2 separate regions of the Homo sapiens genome follow, and region 1 is linked to region 2. A link is a contact called in ENCODE Hi-C or POLR2A ChIA-PET data. All regions are on one chromosome and are shown on one strand. The core of a region is the stretch at or near the end of the contact, and the rest is flanking DNA. Distances in the headings are between cores, read along the strand shown. Region 1 overlaps LPP (LIM domain containing preferred translocation partner in lipoma). Region 2 overlaps LPP (LIM domain containing preferred translocation partner in lipoma).

What was found. Hi-C counts contacts between places; a loop is a spot of excess contacts on that map. ChIA-PET counts read pairs that join two places held with the same protein, here RNA polymerase II (POLR2A).
Region 1: a loop to region 2 is called in a map of psoas muscle, with 2.2 times the contacts of the local background. The contact joins two enhancer-like sites. A Hi-C loop is called at or near these places in 1 of 168 maps with a recorded cell type or tissue (psoas muscle). POLR2A ChIA-PET finds 5 or more read pairs at or near these places in 5 of 52 experiments (B cell, OCI-LY7, Panc1 and 2 more).

What each region holds. Positions count from the first base shown.
Region 1 is chr3:188,465,801-188,471,123 of GRCh38, reverse strand. The region is part of intron 4 of LPP (LIM domain containing preferred translocation partner in lipoma); the gene reads right to left. Among named protein-coding and RNA genes, the nearest start is that of LPP-AS1, 100 kb to the left of the region's middle. Within about 2 kb of position 2,288, at least 11 of the 41 ENCODE cell types and tissues checked have a DNase peak (open chromatin) inside an H3K27ac peak, as active enhancers do.
Region 2 is chr3:188,399,292-188,404,693 of GRCh38, reverse strand. The region is part of intron 3 of LPP (LIM domain containing preferred translocation partner in lipoma); the gene reads right to left. Among named protein-coding and RNA genes, the nearest start is that of LPP-AS1, 170 kb to the left of the region's middle. Within about 2 kb of position 4,078, at least 7 of the 41 ENCODE cell types and tissues checked have a DNase peak (open chromatin) inside an H3K27ac peak, as active enhancers do.

The DNA.
Region 1 (5,323 bases), core at 1,039-3,538, 68 kb before region 2:
GGTCAATTGATTTTATGGCAATTATGCTGAAGTTTTAGAGAATTATGGTTTGAGAGTATTATTGGAAGCTTGGTAAACGTCTGTTCTGAGCCTCCCAAGATTTGACAAGATCTCATTCTGAAAAGGAGGAATCCTCTAACTGGATGGGCCTCTTATGAGGCAATGGAGAGAAACTTGATAAGCTTTGTTGTCAAAGTTTGTCAACAAACTCTGGAATGTACTGGTGAGTATGTATCCTTTGAGACTAATACTGCAGACAGCAGCACTGGACATTTTATATTTCAGAATAATGACTTTTGCTAAGCCACATACCCGGTAATCTGCCAGAATGCTTCCTCTGGCTTCCTGGACACCAAGACTTTGCTCACACCTCTGTCTCCGTTAAGAGTTTCCTCTCCACTATCTGAGCCCAAGCTATTCTTGGAGGCCCATGTCACCCTACACTACTATCCTTTGCCACCAGACGAAAGCATCTTCCCACCTTCAGCCCTCTATAGTAACTTTAGAGCATTATCAAGGTGGATCTTGTGGAATATTCATGAGACATTTACCTCACTAAACTGTGTGCTCCCTGAGGGCAGACATCATATATGAGTCATCAGTCTATCCTAAAAGCACCTCTTCCAATGCCTCACAGAGTTGAGATGGAGAAGATTTGGGAAAATATTTCCTGAGTGGGTATATGCAGGAATTTTTGACAACTACACCCATAAATTCTAGCCCAATAAATTAGTCTTTAAAGGAAGATTGAGAAACTGAGTGACTACCAATTTCAAAATGTGTGTGTATGTGGTTTATGTGTGCGTGTGTGTGTGTGTGTGTGTGTGTGTGTGTGTGTGTGTATGAGAGAGAGAGAGAAGAAAAGAGAGGTTGAAAGATTGAAATAGGGAGACTCAATTGAACATCACCATAGGGATGATCTCGGCAATCACTGCTGCAGTTAGGTAACTTACATATATAAAAAAATAGCTCTGCGACATTAAAATGTGTAAGTTTTTGTCCACTTGGAACCATTTACTAGATGTGTGTGAACCTAGGGAAATCATGAAACTTTTGATTCTCAATATTTTTGTTTGTAAATGAGAGCAACAGCACTTACCTTTTATACTACCCAGGGTTGTGTAGACCAAAGTATTTAAATTTAAAAATACAACACCCTGGTTTTTCTTCAGATGGTATAAATCTTTCGCCTTTTACTGAATTTAGAAATACCATAAAAACTATAATGTCCTACATAAATATAAGTTATTTTTACTGTGAGATTATTCTTTATGTGACTTGCCCAGAAACACATTCTTCACAAACATTTAGAAGCTCAAATATAAAATATAGTTAAGTGTTTATTGAATAGATGCTTTACTGTTAACATGGCTCTTAGCACACCAGGGCTCCAAAGAGTTAGGGGTAAAAGAAAGACAGGGAGTGAGAGAAAAGCATAAGACCGTAACTAAAACGATAACAAAACAAAGTCCTAGAAGCCAAATAAACAAATATTGTGTTCTCCCCAGAATGTTTAAAAATCTTGGAAAGGAACTGCATACGGAGCCTCGGGGTAGTACTGACTTGGCATATCAAGCCCTTGTGCAACTGATTAACCCGACATTCCCCTGGGTAGGGGAGTATTACTAGGTCACTTTTTTCTTTAATGGACAAACTGTTCTCGAACAATTTGCAAGACATAAACAAGCTATTGTAACATACCAATCAAAGAGGGTAGTTTTGTCCTCAAAAATGCGATGATGTAACCAAGTCAAAACAACCGCCACCACCACAACCACCACAACCGGGCAATCAGACAAACAAACATATCCCAATTCCGTCTGCCTAGCTCTGGATGGGCTCTTCTTTACCCACTTTGATGTATAAACACACAGTCCCACATCTGCAAAGGTTAAGTCCCAGATCAATAGCAAAGTTTACAAGACCTCCAAAATCTATTGGATGTTCTTCATCCAAGAACTTAACGGTTTTTGAATTAGAATACAGAGTTCACAATATAAAGGGTTCTCTTGAAAAATCAACTTTTGTCTCTAAGGAGGCCCTCCATAAAAAAGTCAATCCTTGGGTTTCATTCACTCTGCTTTCTTCACTTCCTCAGATTAGGAAGTCATGGGATAGAAGACAGTCCCAAATTGCAAAATTTGGTGACGTGTTCTGAGCAGAAGTTCAGCCACCTTGTTATTTTAGCAGACCAGGTCGGCCAGCCCAAAGACATAATTTAGCTGAGTGAGGAACTTGTTCCCTCCTCCTGCTTCATTTGGCCAGCTGCCTCAGAAGGTCTTTCATTCTGGAGTGCAAAGGATTTATTGCTCCCTTTTATTCCTCCAGCAGTAGTTCCAGTTCACTGAGTTTCAAGTTCAGCGAGCTCAGCTTTGGCATTCAAGGATCTCCTTATGTCTCATCCTAAAGAGAATTTGTCCCAGGTCCATTTGCCAAGGACATGGTGACAGTCCCCTTCCTGGCACTTGAGTCTCCAATATTATGCTTCTTCTTATAAACAGACCCATCCAATCACTTGAGTTCCTTCTTCAGGTCTTACTGGCACTTCCTTGGCTTAACTGACACGGCACAATGTTATAAACTGACAGAATAATCATATTAGACAGGAATTAGAACAGAATAAAGAGGTCCGCTAGTCTACAGGTCAACAAGCAACAGCCAAATGGCCAAATCCAGACCACCTCCTGTTTTTGTAGATAAAGTTCTTTTGGAACATAGCCAAGGTCATTCATTTACTTATTGTCTATGGCTGCTTTTGCATTCCAGTGGCAGAAATGAATAGTTGTGACAAATACCATATGGCCTATAAAACCTAAAATATTTAGTTACCAGATTTACAGAAAAGTTTGCCAAACCTGATCTAGTCCATAGACTCACATTACAGATAAGAAAGTTAAGATTTAGTAGGGTTAAACAGACAGGAAATAAAATTTTCAAAGCAAAATACCCAGGGCAGTGCCAGGCATATGGTGCATACACACTGAGTAAATACCACCTCTGGTGTTTGACAGGACATTTCGTATTCTTTTCATATGGAAATGGACTAAAATGATTTTTCAAAGATAGCATTGTTACCCTTGAGGAATTCATTGCCTAGAAAGGAGAAAAACATATAAACAGATCATTTTAACATGATATTGTGTGTATTCGTTTTCTGTTGTTACTACAACAAAGTACCACAAGCTTGGTTGTTTAGAAGAACAGAAATATATTTATCTTACTGTTCTATAAATCAGAAATCAGTTATGCATATCAATGCACTAAAATCAAGGTGTTGGCAGGGCAGCATTCCTTTCTGGAGTCTCTCCAGAGAATCCACTTCTTTGTCTTTTCCAGCTTCTCAAAGCTACTCCTCATTCTTTGGCTTGTGGCCCCTTCCTCCATCTTCAAAGCCAGCAAAGACACGTTAAGTTTTTCTCACATCACATCACTTCAAAGACCTCCTCTGTCCTCTTCTTCCATTTGCTATCACACTTGTAATAGCGTTGGGCCCATCCTTATACTCCAGGATAATTTCATTATCTTAGGTTAGCTGATTAACAACCTTAGTTCCATGTGCATCATTAATTTCCCTGTGGCATGTACCCTAACATATTCACATGTTCCAGAGATTAAGACGTGGACAACTTTGAGGGCTATTATTCTGCTCACCACAACATACCATAAGAAGGGAAGTCTGCACATAGTGCTAGACTCAGAGTAGGAACATCAGTGCAAGGACAAGTATAGACAAGAGCAAAAGTTCTTGTATTCATCGTACCTATTTTCCAGAGTTCCTCATGATTTTCTAAGAATTTCTTTATAATTTCAGCATATTTTTAAAAAATTTAAACATATTATTTAAGATACTTCTATTTTTTAATGCATTGTTCTATTCTTTTTGTAACTATAATCTTGCTACCACATTTAAACAAAAAACCCCTATTTAATATTAGATTGAGGAATTTCAGGAAGCAAGTCTGAGTTAAGATTGCAGCTAAACAAGTTTTATATTGTCCCCATAGGATTGCTTTTCTTAGGTCCATTTTATGGATAAGGAAACTATCCCTCAAAAAGATTAGGAGCCTGACCAGAATTATACACACCAGAGCTAAAGCCTAGAGAAAATTGTTCTATCTATTTGAACCTTATAAACAGAATGAAAAATGTTAGTGCAGAGTTTTTGCAATGATTCACATAGCAATGCCATAAAGGCGGGGGGGCGGGGGGAGGTGGTGACAAAATCCATCACATTGAGAAAAATGAATGTTATGATTAGCAAACAGGTGGAGTTTACACAGCATATATATATATATATATATATATATATATATATATGTTCTGAGATGACAGAAACCACTTTTTTCAAGTATATTTAGCTCTTCAGACAAAAATATAACTGAGACTAAAAGGCATAAAAATATGAGCCTCTACTGTCATGATATAGAAAGAAAAATTACAAGTTTATTTAGGGAAAAAAATGAAGAGTTTCAAAGCACCATATTAACGAAGGTATTATCAATAGGTATTTATAAACCCTGAAGATTAAGGGCAAAAATTAAATAGAAATTACCTGGTTTGAGGATGTGAGATTGACAAATAACTGGAAGTATTCAAGTAGAGGCAGGAAGGCCACTTGACATGAATATTATAAAGAAGATACAAGCTTTATTAATCCAAGGAAACTGCTTAGTAGCCCTCTCGACACTGATGGTTTATGATTCTATGACTCAAAATGCAAGGGTCAATTAATGGCAATAAGAGACTAAGGCTTCCTTTAATAGGTATAGCCAGAAAGCTCCTCCTGATGCCATAAGATGGCCGTTAACCTAACTGTAAGTAGGCACTTTCCAGGCACATTACTTAAAAATAATTCTCCAGGCAAGATCAGACAAAAAGCAACCAGTAACGTGGACAATACCAATGAATGACCCTGACTCTCCCATCTCACTGCCGTGTTGAAAATGAAGCCTTTAATATTCAGAAATTTCCACAAAGTTATATTCTACTGAACTATTGAGCCATGATTTTCCATATGACAAATGAGTAGTCACCAGGCAGTCTAAAGGAGAGTACCTAGGATTCTGATCCTCGCAAATCTTGCCCCTTCTTCCTGCCCTGCCAGGAATCCCTAAACCTTCTTCATGGAAATAGCCTATCCCCTTTGACTTAATGGATAGTTCAAGGTCTGGTAGAAAGGCTTAAAAACACGTGAGAACTTTCTGACTTGGCCCTTGATAACTGAGATGCAGGTGATAAAACAACATTTCTAAAACTAAGGTGTACACACTTCCACACTTCACAATGAAAACCAAGTAAAATACCAAATTACCAAGACGGAAAA
Region 2 (5,402 bases), core at 2,829-5,328:
TGGCATAGTAATAGAGAGACAGGGTGGAGGGGAGAGCTGGGAAACAGTGTTGCCTGGATATTCACATCAGTCCACACCACCAACAAGTGGCATGACTTTGAACGGCATCGCCTCTAGAGCCTCAGATAGTTTCACTGTCTCAGAGGACTCAGCCAAGCACAATGGCTCACGCCTCTAATCCGAGCACTTTGGAGGCCAAGGCAGAAGGATCACTTGAGGCCAGGAGTTTGAGACCAGCCTGGGCAATAGAATGAGACTCGGTCTCTACAAAAAATTAAAAAATTAGCAGGATATAATGGCGCACACCTGTTGTTCCAGCTACTCAAGAGGCTGAGGTTGGAGGATCACTTGAGCCTGGGAGATTGAGGCTGCGGTAAGCTGTGATTGCACCACTGTACTCCAGCTTGGGCAACAGAGGGAGACCTTCTCTCAAAAAACAAACAAACATATAAACCTCTGTCTTCCTTAACTCTCAGAATTTTTATGGCAACCAATGAGATGATATTAAAGTACTTTTTATAGTATAGAGTGCTATGCAAAGTGAGAAAAAAAGAAGCCTCTATTCTTGTAGAAAGTCAATGGCAATTTTATGACCATCTTGCTTGGAAGAACAGCTTGATGTATAGTTTTCTTAAAAGACGAGGATAACATGAATCAATGACAAAGACTCTAAACTGGTAATCAGGACACATGCTATTGAAGCCAGTGATGGTACTGGCTTTTCACTCTGGTTACAGGGCCTTTCTTTTCTTTTTCTTTCCCCCGTACCTTTTACATATTCATATATACACACACATACATACATGTATATATATACACACACACAAAGACACATACATACTTGCTAAACTTGAGTTCCTTAAAAGGGTAGGGACCATATTTTACACATTTATAAACTACCATTAAGGCCTAGCACAAAACCAATATAGAAAAACTACCAATGAATGTCTGTTTTACTCGTGGTTTTTAAATTTAGCTGTTCATTTGGAATAACTTCAGATGATTTTTTTTTTCTAAATACCAAAACCAAACCCATCTCACATGGCTGAGAAATGCCAATTTTGGTTTTGCTTTTGCTTTTAATTGAGGCTTGGTCTTCTACTAAATTGGGATAAAAGTGACTGGTTTGCTTTCAGTATGACTAAAGTGAATATAAGTGTGAAATAAAAGGGATCAAGTAAAGGTTTAAAACTTTTAATGCATTATGCACATTGGTAGTATAAATGTTAATTATAATTTTTAAAATGGCTTAATACTATCCTTGGAAGGTCTCTATAAATCTAAAGTCATTTTATAATAAAAGGTTGAAAAATTGGTTAATATAGGATGCAGTATTTTCTTAAGCAAAGATTCACATTTTTCATAGTAATCCCAAGTTACTGACTGACTGTATCATCTTGGCTTTTCGGATATAGCACAGATATAAAGAAACAGGCAATTTCTGGGAGAGTATAAATAAAATGTAAGTATCAATATGCAAATCATTGGCTCCACAGTCATTTCAGTTATCCCCAGCATCATAAATTACCCGCATGCTGCCCTCCATGAAGAAGCACCTCCAGCTGCTCCTCCTGAGAGGCCCATCTTCTGACCAATCATTTGTTTGCAGATGTCCTCCTCAGTATCTTCTCTTACCATTCTTCTGCATGTCAGCAGTGACCCAGTGACCCCATTCCCAGGATTTATAATAAGTTTTCATGATTCTGAACCCTTGCTCATGCTGTGTTCACCATCAACAATGCCGTTTCCCTCTCTTCACGTTCTACCAAGCCCTATATTTTTATATTGTCTCAGCTCAAATGTCTCTAACTCTGTGAACATTTCCCTAACTTCTCCAAGGAAGAGTAGCCTAATTCCTTTTTCTAGGCTCTTTAGTACTTTCGGCATACTTATAACAATCCACAAGAAAGCCATTTATTTACCTGCCTACATGTCCCAACAAGTTGGAAACTCCAACTAGTCTCACTATACCGGCACAATGCCTAGGCAGGAAGCCCCTTAAACAAGTATGTTACATAGAAATGGGAGAATGAATGAACGTTACTCTTTCTTAGTTACTCATATCTTTCTAGAATTGCTATAGCATTCACTGATACAATCATCTCTTTTATCTTCCCTTAATTTGGTGATGTAATGAAGCATGCTGATAGATTTCCAGATATTGAACTATCTTGGCATTTGTGGAATAAAATCCTATCTAGTTACAGCTGCAGTGCCCTCTTTAGCAACCACTGATACATTCAACTCTTTTTCCCTCCCTTAATTTGATGATGTAATGAAATATGTTGATAAAGTCTACATATTGAACCATCTTTGCATGCCTAGAATAAATCCTTTGTTACACTTGTGTTTTGATATATTAATGAATTAACTAGGCTATTTTATCTATAATTTGTGTACATATAATCATAATAAAGATCATTTTATAGCATTTTTTTCTGCTTGTTTTACTTATCATGATTAGGTTTTGATAGGGGAGTTTTCTCCAACCTCCTCTACTGTCTAGGATATTTAATAACTACACTGGAATTATCTGGTTTTTTAAAGGTTATCCAAATTCAGCATAAAGTCATCTAAATACATCTTCTTTTAACAGACATTAATCATATTGCCAGTAACTTCTATGATAATAGTAGTAGTTTTCTATTTATTCTGAGGTCATTTTGCAGTACTTTTCTGATAGAAATTCACATTTTTTTCCTAGGTTTGATCTCTGCTCCCTCTGAAACAAGCTACTTCTTGTCTAAAAATGACTTCCAACATACTATGCATCAATTTAGATCATAAGCATTACTTTCTACTAGTCCTTGAAGGCAAATCTTGCACTATATTCTACAGTTCAAGTTATACATCCTTATAGTACAATCCCACAGCATCTACATACTGTTGTCACATATTCGTCACATGGTGCTCTGCCCATCTGCTTTCCTGTTCCCCAAACTAAACTCGCAAATCCTTGAGAGTGGAAATATTTATCATTTTATAATTCCAGGGGCTACCACATGATAGGTACTCAATAAAAATGTCTGTTAATTTAATGAATGAATGAATTTATTTGCCTGGCACTGGAGCTATAGATGAATCAGATTCTTATTCTTTACTCAAAGAGCTCAAAGACTATTTGAGGAAGAAATATTTATAAATGTGAAAAGAGAAAGAGAGCAACACAGAAAGCACATGAAAAATCTTGGGGGATGTCAGAAAAGCTAGCATAAGCTTGGCAGAGGTAGCCCTTAACCAGGACTTTGAATGCTGAGTAAATAAAAGAAAACTGGAGTAACCAGGGCAAAGATTAGAAATAATACTGTGAGCTTGGGTATGAAGCAAGGCATTTCTGTAGGACAGGGATCAGACCAGCGGCACCAAAATGAGGGATTCAGGGAGAACAGTTAGGGGAAAGTTTTAAAAGATAACATGAGTTCTGCCTTTTAAAGGTTTTATATAAAGATAAGAAGCTAGAGCTTTTATCCTTGAATAGGAAGATAACAAGAGTGAAAACTCCAGGTATTAAAAATTGAATCATGTAGGATGGATCCAAGGAAAGTGATAAATCCAATAGTATAGACATAGAGTCCCTGTGGCCCCAGTTCTAGTCTCAGCTATACAAGTGTGACCTTTAACAAGAGATGACACTCATTTGCAAAATGAATACCTGTAAAGTCCCAATCAGCTCTAATATTTTAGAGTGCTTTCTTTCTCTAAAATCTTCATTACAGCCCTTCATTTTGATAAATGGGTTTGATGAAACTTCACAAGTTTAATGAACAGATGAACTAGCACATATCATTGGGGCTCTTGGCTTCTAAGAGAGACCCATGTAAACACAAAAATAAGCAGTGGTGAGAACTGGTGTTGCTGGACCAAGATTTACACTGCTCTTACTTCCCCTCATTCTAGCTAGGTTTCACTCGAAGTTCATAATCATCATGAAAGCAAGAAGTGAAAGGGAAGATTTCCAGAGAGGCTCTGAGAATACACAACCACCATCAGCAGACAGGAAAGCAAGAGCAGTGGCCCTCCTCTAAGCAAGATGCCTACTGCTGAAGGGAGCTGGGGAGCTGCTGCTTCCTCAGCATTGCTCTTTCAGAAATTGTCACATGCAAGCAATTAAGAAGAACCTAAGAGGTTTCACTTATCAACTCCTCTGCTGCTCTTCTGTCTGTTCCCCCAGCGGTCCTAAGAAGACTAGAGACTGACAATAAACAAGTGTTTATTGAAGGTTTATTATATGTCTAGCAAATTTTCAATGGCCACACAGTCATCCTGACTGCCATATGAGGTAGCACTATCATTACCCACATCTAGCAAATCAAGAAAGTAAGACTGTAAGAGGTTGAATAACTTGCTCAAGGATATACAGCTAACAAATAGCAAAGCTGAAGCTGGGACACAGATCTTTAACTCCAAATCTCCGGTCTTCACTCTGTACTACCTCCCTATTTGGAGAAGAAAGGAAAACACCACAATTCAAAGGAAATCAGCACTTAACAGTAGTTTTTGCTCTTATTATTTCCATTCCAGCTCTTGAATTCTACTTGCCATAATGTTTTCTCTATTCTGTACCCTCAAATCTAATCATAATAAGCCACAGGACCACAAAGTGATGAAGCCAATAGTCAACAGAAAAAAAAAATCAAGGCACAACAGAAAGCAAATAACTACAAAAGGCTATGTGATGACCAGGACCCGCCCCACGTAGGTGGGAAAACTTAGTGCCATAGGCAAACTGACAATTAATACTAACAAAGCTACTAAGCCTCTCTCAGGATACCATGTGAATGTCAAGTCACTGTCACCCACAAAAACAGAAAGAAGTAGTGTTTGGTCATATTTTCCTTTTTTTCGTCCAAATCAATATGCTACTCTTCTAAAAAGATTTATATAGATCACCAAAACTGAAAAACAAACAACCGTTACATCATATTATCCAACATCCAGTGCAATAAACTTAGAGTAGTGTTTATCAAAACAGTCTGCACACTAACCTCATATGGGGATCTTTATGTATATACTCTGATTCAAGGGTTGAGAATAATTGACTTAGAGCATTTCTATTAATCTTTAAATGACATTGTATTAGTCCCTATATCTTCCTGGCAACTAACTCAAGGCCTAGCTCTTGGTCAGTGTGCACTGAATAAATGAATGATATTAGAAAAGGGACGTAGATTAACACCACAGAACTGAGGGACTATTTGACTTAAACATCAGAAGTAGCTGATGGCAGACTAACGTTTAGCATTCATGTCCCTTAGCAACATTTTCTTCATTTAAACAAGCTGTTACAATTTAAATAACACTCTCCTATAACTTTGAAGGTTTTTTTTTTTTAAACATTCTCTTTATACAAAAGTCAGTACCTTCCTGGAATTTCAAAACTGCTTTCCTAATCATCCACTAAA